Regions from separate parts of the Homo sapiens genome. Here all the other regions are linked to region 3. The links are chromatin loops, found by intact Hi-C in ENCODE. Cell type or tissue: OCI-LY7. All regions are shown on one strand. Links, peaks and the distances in the headings refer to the core of each region. The heading gives the core; the rest is flanking DNA. Region 1 overlaps EYS (eyes shut homolog). Region 2 has its middle 120 kb from the start of LGSN. Region 3 has its middle 34 kb from the start of LGSN.

Region 1 (5,414 bases), core at 563-4,562, 450 kb before region 3:
TGTCTGAAGAGAGAAGGGAAATTCTCATTTTTCCATGTGTTATAAAATGGAAATGGTTGTTGCCCTCAAAGAAAACCATTCTAAATTAAAGGAGCAAGAAATTAAGAAAGTACTCAGCCTGTAACAAAGTACTCTAGTGCCCTGGAATTGGTGGGAAATCAACTTATAACTTACATTTGTCTCTCTTAAGTAGAAACTAGTTATGCATGTGCTAAGTCAAGGAAAATTACCTATGTTTTACTTTTAAGTCTGCAATCAACAGTTAAGCAATTAATCACCTAACTTCTCTGAGTTCAGTGTTTTCATCTGTGAGATCAACATATTGTAACAGAAAAAGACCTTTCTCTCAGCTGTCAGTGGTTCTACGGTGCTAGGGTAAATAACATATTCTGTTTTTTTCAACTCAATCAGTGACTGTCTCTTAATACCAAACACTCTTTTCTGTATCAGCATATGTCTGAAAGGAGCCTACACCCCAAATGAAATGTGGTATTTCAGACTCCCACCATGTCTGCTAGGATGGGGTACTCTATCATGTAAAGTACTATTCATTCTACCTCCAAAATTTGTTTGAATCTCTTCCCCATCCCTATGCTGAAACCTCATGACCTCTTCCTGACTGGTCTCCCTACTGATTTCCTGCCTGCAATTAATTATCCACATTGTAATAAGAGTTAGCCTCTTAAAAGGTTTATTAGATCATGTCTGAACCTTGTTTAAAACCCATCTGTGGCTTTTTACTGCACTTAGAATGCAATCCAAACCTCCTTATCATGTTCTCAAAGGGCCTTCAGGATCAGATCCCAGTCTGCATCTCTGAACACAACCAGGCCACTCTCACTATCTCTGTGCTTTTCTCCTACAGCTCTTCTTCCAGTGCCTTAACCACCAAGTGCTTTCCTGTCTCAGAGGTTTGGTGCATGCTTTTTCCTCAGCCTTGACAGGAAATAGCTATCATAGTGGTCAAGGGAGCAGGCTCTAGAGACTGGTGATGTAGACATGAATCAGTCTCCACCATGTGCAAATTATGTGTCAAGTTACTTAATGTCTTTGTGCCTCTATTTTCTAACCTATCAAATGAGTATAGTAACAGTGTATTTCCTTACAGCGTTGTGAGGAATAACGAACTTAATACATGGGAAGCTCTTAAAATATTGTTGGACTCGGCCAGGCGCGGTGACTCACGCCTGTAATCCCAGCACTTTGGGAGGCCAAGGTGGGTGGATCACCTGAGGTCAGGAGTTTGAGAGCAGCCTGACCAACATGGAGAAACCCCGTCTCTACTAAAAATACAAAATTAGCCAGGCATGGTGGTGCACACCTGTAATCCTAGCTACTTGGGAGGCTGAGGCATGAGAATCGCTTGAACCCAGGAGGCGGAGGTTGCAGTGAGCCGAGATTGCAGTGTTGCACTCCAGCCTGGGCAACAAGAGCAAAACTCTGTCTCAAGAAAAAGAAAAAGAAAAAAAATCATTGTACTCAATAAACACGGTAGTGTATCTTTTCTCAAAAGGGCCTTCTGTAGCCACCTTCACCAAAGTAAGTCTTGTCCCACCCCATCCAAGTTATTCTCTACCTCAGCTTCTTATTTACTTCCTTCATTGCCATTACTTTAATTTAGTATCCTTTTATTTATTTTTAATATAGTTGTTTCTTGTCTGTTTTCACTAACAGAATGGGAGCTTTACATAGAAAGAGATCAAGTCAGCCCTGTTCAACTTTATACACCCATGCTTAGCCCAGTGTCTGACCATAATCAGTATTTAATGAATGAATAAAATAACCACAATAAGAACAAATAATTGCATGAGATATAAGTCCACAACAGAGCTTCACAAGGATTCCTAAAGAGTGGTCATTCTTAGGGATTCTCAGTTCAAATGCTATGTCCTCTATTAGTATTTCCCCAGCGGTTCCCCTCCTCGCAACTCTTCCATCAATTCCCCTTTGTCTGAGCATGGACAGCCTGTTCTGCATTAGGATGTGGAGCCTTTGTTACAGGCTTTGGCTGGCTGCAAAGTTCTAAATTTCTCTTCTCACTTATAGAAATGGTGATTTATCACTGTATCACCCACAAAGCTTCTCTCCAATGGTTTTAATAAATATCTATGAATGTGCCCACTATAGCGCAGGAAGGGAAATAAAGAATTCCTACTCCTAACCCTTTACTCTGCACACCACTTATCATATATTTATCAATTAAACCCTTCTGATTTGAAAAAAAAAAAAGCCTGGCAAATGAAAACTTCAAATGAATATTGCAGACCCTAGGTCTGTCTTGTTTCAAAACAGATATTCTAAATCCTGATAGAGTCAAATAGGGAGAACCCAAGCAAAAGACAAACACCTGGACCATGATACTGAAATACTGCCACCAAAACCCTTTAGTACGCATCTACCAAATTCTCCTTCAAAATCTTTAACACACACATAAAAAATATAAAGCAATGTTTTAGCCACCTCATTTCTAAATTGTGAAATCTTACATGTGACATTTTCTAGTCCTCTCTAGTATTTTGCTTTGTATGCAGAGGAATTAATGCTAATTCTACATTTGCATTTATAGGTTTATTGCATGGTTAAATAAAGGTTAGATAACAGATTGATAAACTGTGAAGTTCATTTTCTAAAAACTGAAAATGAGAGCTCTAAAACATACAGTTGCACATTGCACCACATGAGGGAGCAAGAAGACCAGCTGAAAAATACAAATCATACTAAAGAGCTTTTTCTTTAAATGGACACAATAATTGTACATATTTATGGGGTATAACGTGATGTTTCAATATACAATATATTGAATCATGTATATTGAATATATACATATTGTGTAATGATTTAAGATAGAGTTTCTCCAAATAAGAGCTCTTCACACATATATTAAAATAACATGAATGTGCTTGTTAAAACTCTAGTTCCCAGGCCTTCTTGAATCAAAAATTAGAATAAAATAAAATAAAATTTTATCAAGAATCTTAGGTGCTTTTTATGCAACTAATATTTGTTTTTTTTTTTAATTTTACTTTAAGTTCTGGGATGCATGTGCAGAACGTGCAGGTTTGTTACATAGGTATACATGTGCCATGGTAGTTTGCTGCATCTATCAATCTGTCATCTAGGTTTTAAGCCCCGCATGCATTAGGTATTTGTCCTAATGCTCTCCCTCCTCTTCCCCTCCTTATGCAAGTAATATTTGAAGGCAACTACTGAAAATCTCCAGGAGCCAGCTAAATTAGACCACATGCAAGTATGGACTAAGGTATGTAATTATTGGCCATAATATCATATATAGGGATTATTCATCAATTTATATAGCATAAAGCTATGAATTAAAGAAGTGAGTCTTTTAAAACATATCGTTATTATTAACCATACAATTTACAATTATCTATTCTATAGAAGAAATGACCCAAGTCAATGTTATTATAGTAGTACATATACATTTAGATGTTATTGCCTAGTAATATTGATCTTTAACCTACATATTGGTTGTTACTATAAAAATCACCATACCATATGCTGCCTTTATCTTCCTCAGGTGAAGAGATGCACAAAGTCCCAGAGTTTATAAAATAACTTGAGTAAGCCAACCTCTAATTTCTGATATGTCCATAAAAAAGCAAGGGGACAACACTGATGATAGTCTTCTCTGAGTCTTTCAAAGCTGAACACTCATTTTGCAAATACTGCCACCAAATACTGCCACCACCATTGAGCTCTCTGGAAATATCCTGTCAAACACTTCATCATGAAAATGTCCCTTTGACTTATGATTTTTACCTAACCTAAGCCTCTTCCTATGCTTCTGCAGTCATATTTGGTGTTTTCTTCATTAGCTTCTCTTCCTTTCCTGCCCTCCACTCTCTTGTAATGTACATCTTAGAGACTGGCTCTTCTAGAACCCACCCTATATATCCCACAGTAGTCCACAGATGAATACATGACTTCCCCTCCTGTATCCCTTCTGTTGGTAACTGTTATAAACATTCTGCTTCAGCCAGAAACCCAGGAATCATCTCAATTTTTCCCTTTCATTCATTTGGACAAATATTGGTTGGGCACCTAGATAAGGCCTTCTTTTAGGTGCTGGGGAAGCAGTTATTAACAAGACAGACGAGGTCCTGGTCTCTCTCCATTTCATCCCCCATGTTCTATGAAACACAAGATCTCTCCATTTTACTTTCCAGTTACTTTTTGTTTTTTTCTCCTTCTTTCTATTCTCATTGCTCCTGGCTTCTCTGTCACACACTATTGCAATAGCAATAGCCTCATTTCTAGTCTCTCCGCTCAGTCATGTCCTTCTTCCCCTCTATTCTCCTCTTTGTTACATGGGATGGTTCTAACATACAAGTCCAAACATTTCTTAGCTAATCAACATGTTTCATCATAGCATACCACCTAAGCTCCTCTGCATAATATACAAAGACACTTATCAAGCCCCTACCCATTTGCACAATCTCCTTTGGTTTCATTCCACCCCATACTTGGCAATATTAGCACATGTGTACATCCTGTGTCATGTGACTGTGTCCCCCACTTCTGTGCAGGCTGTTCCACCTTCCTGAGCCACCCATGCTTCATAGGCATGCCTCCAAAACACTGCCCTTTAAGTCTCAACTCAAAAGATCATTCTTCTTTGAGTCTTTAACTCTTCCAGAAATTTTTGTTTGTTTTTTGAGACGGAGTCTCGCTCTGTCACCCAGGCTGGAGTTCAGTGGCAGGATCTTGGCTTACTGCAACCTCCATCTGCCAGGTTCAAGTGATTCTCCTGCCTCAGCCTTCTGAGTAGCTGGGATTACAGGCACCCACCACCACGCCCAGCTAGGTTTTTTTGTATTTTTAATAGAGACGCGGTTTCATCATGTTGGTCAGGCTGGTCATGAACTCCTGACCTCAGGTGATCCACCCACCTCAGCCGCCCAAAGTGCTGGGATTACAGGCGTGAGCCACTCCGCGCCCAGCCTCTTCCAGAAAAATTTAACAATTAATCTCACTGCAGTTCATTGGTAACAATTCTCATACCTTTTAAAAACTATCTGGATATCTTGCAAACCAGAACCACTACATTCCTTTTATATCAATAGTGGCTGTCACATATAAATACTCAACAGTTTTTTAAAGAATGAATATAAAAATGCATGGTCCCTGATGTGGTAAAACTTACAATCAATTTAGAAAAGCAAAACACAGGTACTTAAAGTTTTGTTAATTAACAACACTAAACCAGGAACCATGTCTGGCACACACAACCTCTATCACAATGTCTAATACGTATCTGGAATATAAATAGCACTGAATGCAAAGATATACGTAAGTGATAGAAAACGTGGAAGTCAGAAAGTAGAAATCTCATCCAGTGAGAACCGTCAGAGAACAGAACACATCCTCCAATGTGTTTCTCATCCTTCCCTTTC
Region 2 (5,414 bases), core at 802-4,801, 88 kb before region 3:
TAAACAGAATACATCTCTATTCCTTACATATAAAGAGCCCAACAGAAATTACAACCACTTGTGTAACAGTCTTCTTGCATTAGTAATCATCTATCAATGATTTTAGTCTATCACACATTGGGAAAGATTTTCACTGTCTACATCATTAATGTGTAGTGGAGAACACAGAATTTGAAGCTAGCCTCCCTGAGTTCAAATGCCAGCTCCATCCCTTGCCAGTTTTGTTATCTTGGGCAAAGAATTTAACTCATCTTTCTGTTTCCATATCTATTTTTTTTTTGAAAAAGAGATAACATACTACTTAGAGTTGTTGAGAAGATTAAATGAGTGAATACTGAAAGCTCTCAGACAGTGCCTGGTGCATAATAAAGACTCGAGAGGCATCATCATCCAGTAATGAAACAAGCCATTACTTCTAGATGATAAAAAATTCTCTGGGTGACTCCTATTATGAGTTGGTTAACTGCTATTAGTTAGGACAGTGGCATTTTTTGTTTAATTACTTAGATTCCTTCAAAATAGTTAGATAATTCCCATACCCTATTGGCATGTTTCATAAAGGTCTCATGACACTTTTTTTTTTTTTTGGTGACAGCTGACCATTTAGTAGAAATGAGCCTTTACACAGCTTTGTGTAACAACTAGAAATGGCTATGTTTTCTTTCTCCCCACCCCCAAGCCTATTCCTTTAGGCATGCAGGTAACTGTCCCCCACCACCTCCCATTTCTCCTCATTCCACCAGGAAACCCTGACTAAGGAATGAAGAAGTCCTACAAAGAGGAGGTCTCAAGTACCAATCAGCAGCCATTTGATGATGGCAGGTAGGTCTGATGCTAAAAAGAGTTTGTGTCCAGCAGAGCCCAATTCCATAGGAATCCAAGCTCCAAGGCTGGGAGGCAGCAGGTGCTGGGGACAAGCTCACTGCTGAGAGTCGGTCTGGAGGATCTCATGGTGGTGCAGACCCTGGACCACATTGTCACAGATGGTGTTCACGCTGGTGCAAAGGTGAGAGGTGACAATGTGCTAGCAGCCCTCACTTGCTCTTGGTGCCTCCTCGGCCTTGGCATCTGCTCTGGCCGCACTTGAGGAGCCCTTCAGCCCACCGCTGCACTGTGGGAACCCCTCTCTGGGCTGGCAGAAGCTGGAGCTGGCTCCCTTTGCGTGCAGGGAGGTGTGGAAGGAGAGGCGCGGGTGGCAACCAGGGCTGCGTGCTCGCGGGCCAGCACCAGTTCCAGGTGGGCGCGGGCTCGGCAGGCCCCGCACTCAGAGCAGCCTGCCAGCGCCACTGGCGCTGGGCAATGAGGGGCTTAGCATCCGGGCCAGTAGCTGTGGAGGGGGCACCGGGTCCCCCAGCACTGCTGGCTTGTCCGCACCCGGCTTGAATTCTTACCAGGCCTCAGCCACCTCCCCATGGGGCAGGGCTCAGGACCTGCAGCCTGCCATGCCTGAGCCCCCACGCGGTGGGCTCCCACATGGTCCGAGCCTCCCTGACGGGCACCGCCGCCTGCTCCACAGTGCCTGGTCCCATCGCCAAGGGTTGAGGAGTGTGGGTGGGTGACTGGTGGGCAGCTCCACCCGTGGTCCTGGCGTGGGATCCACTAGGCGAAGCCAGCTGGGCTCCTGAGTTGGGTGGGGATTTGGAGAACTTTTATGTCTAGCTGGAGGATTGTATATGCACCAATCAGCACTCTGTGTCTAGCTCGGGGTTTGTGGATGCACCAATCAGCACTCTGTATCTAGCTAATCTGGTGGGGACTTGGAGAACTTTTATGGCTAGCTAAAGGATTGTAAATGCAGCAATCAGCACTCTGTGTCTAGCTCAAGGTTTGTAAATGCAGCAATCAGCACTCTGTGTCTAGCTCAAGGTTTGTAAACGTACCAGTCAGCACTCTGTGTCTAGCTCAAGGTTTGTAAACACACCAATCAGTGCTCTGTGTCTAGCTAATCTAGTGGGGACTTGGAGAACTTTTATGTCTAGCTAGAGGATTGTAAGTATACCAATCAGCACTCTGTGTCTAGGTCAGGGATTGTAAATGCACCAATCAGGACCCTGTCAAAACGGACCAATCAGCTCTCTGTAAAATGGACGAATCATCAGGATGTGGGTGGGGCCAGATAAGGGAATAAAAGCAGGCTGCCCGAGCTAGCAGCAGCAACCCGGTCAGGTCCCCTTTTGTGCTGTGGAAGCTTTGTTCTTTCTCTGTTTGCAATAAATCTTACTGCTGCTCACTCTTTGGGTCTACGCCGCCTTTATGAGCTATAACACTCACCGTGAAGGTCTGCATCTTCACTCCTGAAGCCAGTGAGACTACGAACAAACGCATTGGGAGGGACGAACAAACGCATTGGGAGGGACCAACAACTCCGGACATGAGGAACAAACAACTCCAGATGCGCTGTCTTTAAGAGCTGTAACACTCACAGCAAAGGTCTGCGCCTCACTTCTTAAGTCAGTGAGACCACAAACCCACCAGAAGGAAGAAACTCCGGACGCATCTGAACATCTGAAAGCACAAACTCTGGACACACCATCTTTAAGAACTGTAACACTCACCGCGAGGGTCCGCAGCTTCATTCTGGAAGTCAGCAAGACCAAGAACCCATTATTCCGGACACAAAGGGGCAGCTGCTGTAGCTGTGTCACCTGACAAGCAACCAGCGCCCCCGCTGCACAAAGCAGCAGCAGCAGCAGTTTCAGCACAGCCCAGAAACGAGTGTGCTTCCGGGGGAGTGGCTTGCAGGGGCAGGATTCGGACTTAGATTTGGGGGCCTAATTTGTTTCCTTGGTAGGTATGATCTGCTCCCGCTTGGCTGCTTTGAGGGCATCATACTCCTTTCTCTGGCACTCTTTCTCCTCTGCCTTCTCCCGCTTCCGCATTTCCTCTCCTGAGCTTCCTTAGCTCGCTGCTTTGCCTCATACTTCTCTGCCTCTCGTTCTACTTCCAACCCTGCTGCCTCTCCCACTTGTGGTCTGTCTGTACAGCCTTCATGTGTTGTGATGCCTTGTTTGCATGCTGTTTCCATGGCTTCTCACCCAAGCAATCACCTGCCACCTTGGCCAGGCCGGGATCCAGAGGTTATTCTTCAGGTCCAGCCACTTCAGGTTCTTCAGCTGAGCAAAGCTGACGACAAGGTGACCAGCCTGTTGTTGAGGAGAGCCAGGTGCTGGAGGTTGACCAAACGGCCCAAGTCTGCTGGTGGGTGCTGCGGCTTGTTCTTTCTAAGGTCTAGCTTCGCCAGGTGTGTGAGGCCACAGAAATCCGACGGGAGAATAGTCATTATTTATTTTTTTGAGATGGAGTTTCACTCTTGTTGCCCAGGCTGGAGTGCAATGCGCAATCTCGGCTCACTGCAACCTCGGCCTCCCAGGTTAGAGCGATTCTCCTGCCTCAGCCTCCCGAGTAGCTGGAATTACAGGCATGCACCACCACGCCTGGCAAATTTTTTTTGTATTTTAGTAGAGACAGGGTTTCTCCGTGTTGGTCAGGCTGGTCTTGAACTTCTGACCTCAGGTGATCCGTCCTCCTCGGCCTCTCAAAGTGTTGGGATTACAGGCGTGAGCCACCGTGCCCGGCACAATAGTCATTTATTACAAGACAGATCCAGTGTGGTAGTCTTTGGAAGGGCAGCCAGCTCCTTGACCGGGTCTTCATCCAGGTTGCTGAGGCTCAGGTCCTGTTTGTTGCTGTCCAGCTGGTGGCGGAGGTTTCCGCCCTCGCTATCTGCGTTGGTCATGGTGACGGTCGGCTGAACGGACCTGGCTCCAGGGTTTTGATGGGTGGGGGTAAATGAGCTGAAATGCCGCTGGTCAGTTCAGCGGGCCCCCACCCAACCCACCACACCTGAGCCCTCTGTCGCCTCTGGTGCCTACACCTTGTTAATTTTAGACAAATGGATATCTAGGGAAAGGAGAAACAGGCAGTCATAGCTGTAGAGTGCCTGCTCTATACAGGAAGGAAATTGTTTGGTACTGGGGAAGGTGATACTATTGTAGAAAAACCGGGTTCTCAATACACGATCAGGAAAATTTAGGCAGACAGACACATTATAGGGTTTATTCGGTGAAGAGAAAAAAAGGAAAGAGGAATTCTCAGCAAAGTGAGAAAGAGTCCTGATAGCAGGTTTCCTGCCTCACAGATTGAATGCCAAGTCACCACACAGGAACTGAGGAGGCCAGGCTCCTCCACCTACAAACGGCCTGAACTTCGCGAGGCTCCACCCCGTCCTCCCAGGGCGTAGGTGGGCATTATGCAGGGAGAATCAGTCAGGAAAGGGCAGCCTTCATCCGGGACCAGCAGTCTGGTTTTAGGCTTGAAGGCAGCCAGGGTTTCCCCAGGGTCCCTTGGCTGTCTGCTGTCCCTATCAATACTGACATACAAAAAACTCAGAACTTACAAGTAGAATCTGAACTCCATGAGGACTTAGAAGACTGTTTTAGTGGTGGAGGAACCTATGTTTGTCTTTTTAAAACAGATACCAGCACCTGGAATATAGTAGACAATAAATATTTTTTGAATGAATGTTGAATAAATGAAAAATAAGCACAATGAACAAAAAGGCAGAGATTTCAAAGCTAGAAGAGATGTATAAATGAAGGGCTATAGAAACATAAAAGAATGGATAATAAATTCTGACCACATTGGAGTATGTGTATATAGAGAGAAGGTTCGATATCTGAATTGGACCTTAAAGAAGAGTAGAGCTTTGACAAATGATGCAGTGGGGTGGGACTTAAAGGGAGAGCTTTTCTACCAGAGGGAATTCCAAAGAACTAGAGAAGTGAACATGCATATTTAGTCTGGGAAAGAAAATAGATGGGGGGAATTAGAATTGAGAAGAGGTGGAGGACAAGAGTGGTTGGAAGGCAGTGGCAGGAGATGTGCCTGGAAAGACTGTTTGGAACAAGAATGTAAAATGACCTCCTGTCCCATACTTCAGACTTTATTTTACAGGCATGAAATTTAAAAAAATTTTTTTTTTTTTAATGAGACAGAATCACACTCTGTCGCCCAGGCCGGAGTGCAGTGGCACGATCTGGGATCACTGCAACCTCCACCTCCCGGTAGCTGGGATTATGGGCTCACGCCACCACGCCTGGCTAATTTTTGTGTTTTTTTAATTATTATTATTTTTAATTGTATTATTATTATACTTTAAGTTTTAGGGTACATGTGCACAATATGCAGGTTAGTTAACATATGTATACACGTGCCATGCTGGTGTGCTGCACCCATTAACTCGTCATTTAGCTATAGGTATATCTCCTAATGCTATCCCTCCCCACTGCCCCCACCCCACAACAGTCCCCAGAGTGTGATGTTCCCCTTCCTGTGTCCATGTGTTCTCATTGTTCAATTCCCACCTATGAGTGAGAATATGCGGTGTTTGGTTTTTTGTTCTTGCGATAGTTTAC
Region 3 (5,414 bases), core at 772-4,771:
ATGAGTTGAATTGTTTTTCCCCAAAACGATAACTTGAAGTCCTAACCTTCAGGATCTCAGAATGTGATCTTATTTTTAAATACAGTGTTTGCAGATGTAGTCAAGATGAGATTATTAGGGTGGGCCCTAGTGCAATATAACCGGTGTCCTTATAAAAAGGGGAAATTTGGACATATATATATAGATGTGCGTAGAAGGAAGAATATGTGAACAGATACAGGAATAACACCATGTGAAGACAGAGTACTGGCGAGGTCCAGTGGCTCACGCCTGTAATACCAGCACATTGGAAGGTCAAGGTGGGTGGGTCACCTGAGGTCAGGAGTTCACAACCAGCATGAGTAACATGGTGAAACCCCGTCTCCACTAAATACAAAAAATATTAGCCAGGCATGGTGGCACATGTTGTAATCCAAGCTACTTGGAAGGCTGAGACAGGAGAATTGCTTGTACCTGGGAGGCAGAGGTTGTGGTGAGCCAAGATTGCACCATTGCACAACAGCCTGTGCATCAAGAGTGAAACTCCGTCTCAAAACAAAACAAAAAGACAGAGTACTGGAGTGATGCATCTACAAGCCAAGGAATGCCAAAGATTGCCAGCAAACGACTAGAAGCGAGAGAAAGGCCAGGAAAGATTTTCCTCCAGGTTTCAGAGACAGCATGGCTCTGTGGACACTTTGATTGAACTTCCAGCCATAAGAATTAATGACACAATAAATTTCTGTTGTTTTAAGTTACCCAGTTTACAGTACTTGGTTATGGCAGCCCAAAGAAATGAATACACCACCTGGCATAGGATGTACTCTTTTTGTTGTTCAATTTCTGCCTGCCTCTACTAGACTAATTACCATGAGGAAAGAGACAAAGTACATTTTCTTCACTTTTGTGCCCCAAGTACTTAGAACAGTGCCCAGCACTCAATACATATTTGCCAAGAGAATGTAGGGATATTTTATTTTTCATTTTTTTTTAAATTGATACATAATATTTGTATGTATTTGTAGGGTACATGTGATATTTTGTTATATGCATAGAATGTGTAACCATCAAGTCAGGGTATTTAGGATACACATCACCTTTTCCATTTATCATTTTTATGTGTTGGGAACATTTCAAGTCCTCTGTGTAGCTATTTTGAACTATACAATACATTGTTGTTTACTGTAGTCACCCTTCTTTGCTATGGAACTTTAGAAACTATTCTTTCTTTTTCCTCCCCTACACCCACACCCACACCCATACCCTTCCTAGTCGTTAGTAATTGTCATTTTACTCTGTACATCCAAGAGATCAACTTTTTTTTTTTCTCCCATATATGAGTGAGAACATGCAATATTTGTTTTTCTGGGTCTGGATTATTTCACTTAACATAATGATCTCCACTTCCATCAATGTTGCTGCAAATGGTATTATCTCATTCTTTTTTATGGCTAAATAGTATTCCATTGTGTATATGTATCATATTTTCTTTAATCATCTGTTGATGAACACAGGTTGATTCTCTGTCTTTGCTGTTGTGAATAGTGCTGGAATAAATATGTGAGCGCAGATGTCTCTTCAACATACTGATTCCTTTCCTTTGGATAATTGCCCAGTAGTGATAGATCATATGGTATTTCTATTTTTAGTTTTTTTGAGAAATCGCCATACTGCTTCCATAGTGGCTGTACTAATTTACATTCCCATCAACAGTGTACAAGAGTTACCTTTTCTTTGCATCCTCACCAGCATCTGTTATATTTTTGTCTTTTTAATAATAACTATTCTAACTGGGGTAAGATGGTATCTCATTTTGGTTTTAATTTACATTTCCCTGATGATTAGTGACGTTGAACATTTTTTCATGTATTTGCTGGCCATTTGTGTGTCTTCGTCCAAGAAATGTTATTCAGACCTCTTGCCCACTTTTTAAAGGGATTATTTATTTATTTTTTTTGCTGTTTGAGTTCCTTATGTATTTTGGATATCAGTCCCTTGTCAGACAAGCAGTTTGCAAATATTTTCTCCCATTCAGCAGGCTGTGTTTTCATGATATTGATGGTTTTCTTTGTTGTGCAGAAGCTTTTTAGTTTAATATGGTACCATTGTCTATTTTTATTTTTGTTACCTGTACTTTTGAGGTCTTAGCCATAAAGTCTTTGCCTAGACCAATGCCCTAAAGTGTTTTCTCTAGGTTTTTTCCCTAGTAGTTTTATAGTTTGAGGTCTCATGTTTAAGTCTAATCCGTTTTGAGTTGATTTTTATATGTAGTGAGAGATAGGGGTCTAGTTTCATTCTTCTGTGTATAAATATCCAGTATTCTTAGCACCATTTATTGAAGACGGTGTCCCTTTTCCCAATGTATATTCTTGGCAACTTTATAAAAAAAATCAGTTGCCTTATATGTAGACTTATTTCCAGGTTCTCTATTCTGTTTCATTGGTCTATGTGTCAGTTTTTGTATCACTGTAATGATGCTTTGGTTACTATAACCTTGTAATATATTTTGAAGTCAGGTGGTGTGATGTCTGCAGCTTTGTTCTTTTTGCTGAGGACTGCTTTGGCTACTCAGGCTCTTTTTTGGTTTCATGCAAATTTTGAGATTGTTTTTTCAATTTCTGTGAAAAACATTATTTTTTCTTTTTTTTTTTTTTTTTTTGCTACAAACTGCTTCTTTCTAAAAGAGAAATCTAAGTCCAGGTATTAATGAAGTAGGAAAAATTTCAATAATTATAAGAGTATAGTAGAAAACTTCACCTTACGTTCTGTTATGGTTCCCTACAAAATACTCTGTGATAGAAGCTATTTCTCTGGTAGGGAGAGTCTTAAACATCTGTGAGCATATCCAGGAAGGCACTGTTGCCAGGGATGGGAACATTTTCTGCACAGGAGACCCTGTTAGGTACTAAGGATCAGGTTTTCCTGTGTGTCTCAGGATGTTGCCTATTGCCTCTTGCCTGTTGGGTCTGCAACAGAAATCTGCAATTTCTGGCCAGACTGCTCAATTTCCTTCCCCTTTGGTGTTACTGACCTCTGCTGTTAAAAAGCAGCGCCTCTGCTTGCCTCTAAAGCTACTCTCTGGTTTCCAACCATTAAAACATTCAATAACCAATCTCATCATTCTGGAAAACAAATATCCTGGAGCTCAAAGGCTACAGAGACTTTTCCAATTATTTCCTAAAATGGCTTTTTAGATTTGAAAGTTCTTCTGTGAGAACCAGGGTCACGTGTCTGTCTTCAGCGTTACAGAGAAAGACAGATGGAGGTTGTTGCGCTCACAAGAGAAAAGGAAACTTAAGGCAGCTTCCCCTTTTCTTGACCACCGGATGTGTCTTCTGCAACTTCTGTGAACTCCAGTAATTGAGGTCATATTGTGGCATTAAAAAAAAATCCAGCTGTTTGCATGGTTCCCTTAATCCTTACTCTTATCTAATTCAACCACCTAATCTGGCCAAGAAATGTGAGGGGAACAAAATTCTATCCCTTTGTTTGAGAGACAGATGAACAGTCTCTAACATAACCCACAAATAAAACTGTGTGTCTGTGTGTGTGTGTGTGTGTGTGTCTGTGTGTGTGTGAGAGAGAGAGAGAGGAAGAGAGAGAGAGAGAGACAGACTGGAGTGCGGTGGTGTGATCATGGCTCAGTGAAGCCTTGATGTCCCAGGTTCAAGCAATCTTCCCGCCTCAGCCTCTTAAGTAGCTGGGACCACAGGCATGTACCACCACACCTGGTGAATTTTCGTATTTTTTGTAGAGATGGAGACTCTCTATATTGCCAGAGCTGGTCCCGAAATTCTTGGTTCAAGCAATCCTGCCTCAGCCTCCCAAAGTGCTGGGATTCTAGGCGTTAGTCACTACACCTGGCCAAACAAAACATTTTTAAGATTATTGATCTTAGTGGAGTCCTTGTGATAAGGCATAAGCATGACATTCCAAAATAGAAAGAATACAAAACAATGGATTTGCGCATAAATATCTCTACTAACATGTGAGTTTTGGAAAATTCCCTATTTCATGAATCATTAGCTTGTAAGTTTTGTTTTGATGTTATACAAGCATTTCTAAAACAAGTCTGTGTAGATGTTGCCACCTACTGTTTGCCTAGAAACATCCTTCATATAATTCATTTCATGTAACAATAGTCTTTTTTCTAATTGCATTTATTTTCCAGGAAGGTCATTTCTGTCTCAACCATTTCTTGTTTTAAAATTATTTGTCTATTTGTTACTTACTCTTAAGTACCATATCTACGAGGTCATTACAAGAAATTCTTTCTTTATACATTGGAAAATCCTGAGGCAATGACACAATTTTCTTTAAATGTTCTCTGATATATTGAAACAGTAAATCAGTCTCAGGTTTAAAAAGACTATACAGTATATGTCATTGAAACATCATTTAAAAAATTATTAGTCTCCATGTAAATCAAAGTGGTCAAGATCATTAGATTGCTGTTAGTTTTATTTTGACATTCATATTTAAGATATTTAGGCTGAGTGTGGAGGCTCATATCTGTAATCTTAGCCCTTTGGGAGGCCGAGGTGGGTGGTTCACTTGAGGCTAGGAATTCGAGACCAGAGTGGCCAACATAGGAAGACCCCGTCTCTACTAAAAATACAAAAAATTAGCCTGGCATGGTGGCGGGCACCTGTAATCCCAGCTGCTTGAAGCTGAGGCACAAGAATCACTTGAACCTGGGAGGCAGAGGTTGCAGTGAGCTGAAATCGCACCACTACACTCCAGCCTAGGTGGCAGAGTGAGACTCTGTCTCTGTTTCTGTCTCTCTTTCTCTGTCTCTCTCTCTCTCTCTCTTCCTCTCTCTCTCTCTCTCACACACACAGACACACACAGACACACATACACACACACACACAGAGATATTTATAAAGCAAATATCTGCTTTTTTTCCTTCCTTTTGTCTTAATCTTTTCAGGCTGCTATTAGAAAGCACCATAAACTGGGTGGCAGATAAATATCAGAAATGTATTTCTCACAGTTCTGAAGTTTGAGAAGTCCCAGAACAAGACACTGGTAGCTTTGGTGTCTGGTGAGGGTCTGCTTCCTCACAGACAGGGTTTTCTCACAGTAACCTCACATGGTAGAAATGGGAAGGGATCTTTCTGGGGTCTCTTTTATAAAGACACTAATCCCATTTGTGAGGGTTCCATTCTGATAACCTAATCGCCTCTCAAAGGACCCACCTCTTATGTTAACCTTGGGGGTTAACATTTCCACATATGAATTTGGGTGGAAGAGACACAAATATTCAGAATATAGCACTGTAAATAGTTTTGGATGTTAGTGATTGAATGGCAAATTCTTTTTTATTAGGATAAAAAACCAATTGTTTTACTTACCAATTGGTCGTCTGAACTCGTTTTTGTTTGTTTGTTTTTTTTTTTTTAGATGGCTCTGTGGCCCAGGCTGGAGTGAAG

The links. Peaks named below come from ENCODE experiments on the same cell type or tissue, not always from the same donor. Only the 100,000 strongest peaks of a DNase experiment are listed, where the experiment ranks them.
Region 1: a loop joins it to region 3, with 4 times the contacts of the local background. A loop is called at or near these places in 24 of 110 quality-filtered maps.
Region 2: it touches region 3 in a loop (4-fold over the local background); 6 of 110 quality-filtered maps call a loop at or near these places.

Annotation. Positions count from the first base shown.
Region 1 is chr6:63,800,067-63,805,480 of GRCh38, reverse strand. All of the region lies in intron 37 of EYS (eyes shut homolog), which reads left to right. Among named protein-coding and RNA genes, the nearest start is that of SCAT8, 4.1 kb to the left of the region's middle. RefSeq lists an enhancer at 5,266-5,335. In OCI-LY7, for the core only: a CTCF peak has its summit at 2,666; a DNase peak (open chromatin) is centred at 2,680.
Region 2 is chr6:63,439,088-63,444,501 of GRCh38, reverse strand. It overlaps a transcript of LGSN not described here and the pseudogene LOC642554. Among named protein-coding and RNA genes, the nearest start is that of LGSN, 120 kb to the right of the region's middle. In OCI-LY7, for the core only: CTCF peaks have their summits at 2,433 and 2,633; DNase peaks (open chromatin) are centred at 2,121 and 2,671; H3K4me3 peaks cover 1,209 bases; H3K27ac peaks cover 1,027 bases.
Region 3 is chr6:63,350,813-63,356,226 of GRCh38, reverse strand. It overlaps a transcript of LGSN not described here. Among named protein-coding and RNA genes, the nearest start is that of LGSN, 34 kb to the right of the region's middle. RefSeq lists enhancers at 2,985-3,074, 3,175-3,444, 3,515-3,624. In OCI-LY7, for the core only: CTCF peaks have their summits at 3,040 (motif pointing left), 3,866 and 4,069 (motif pointing left); DNase peaks (open chromatin) are centred at 2,986, 3,296 and 4,046; H3K4me3 peaks cover 1,445 bases; H3K27ac peaks cover 1,429 bases.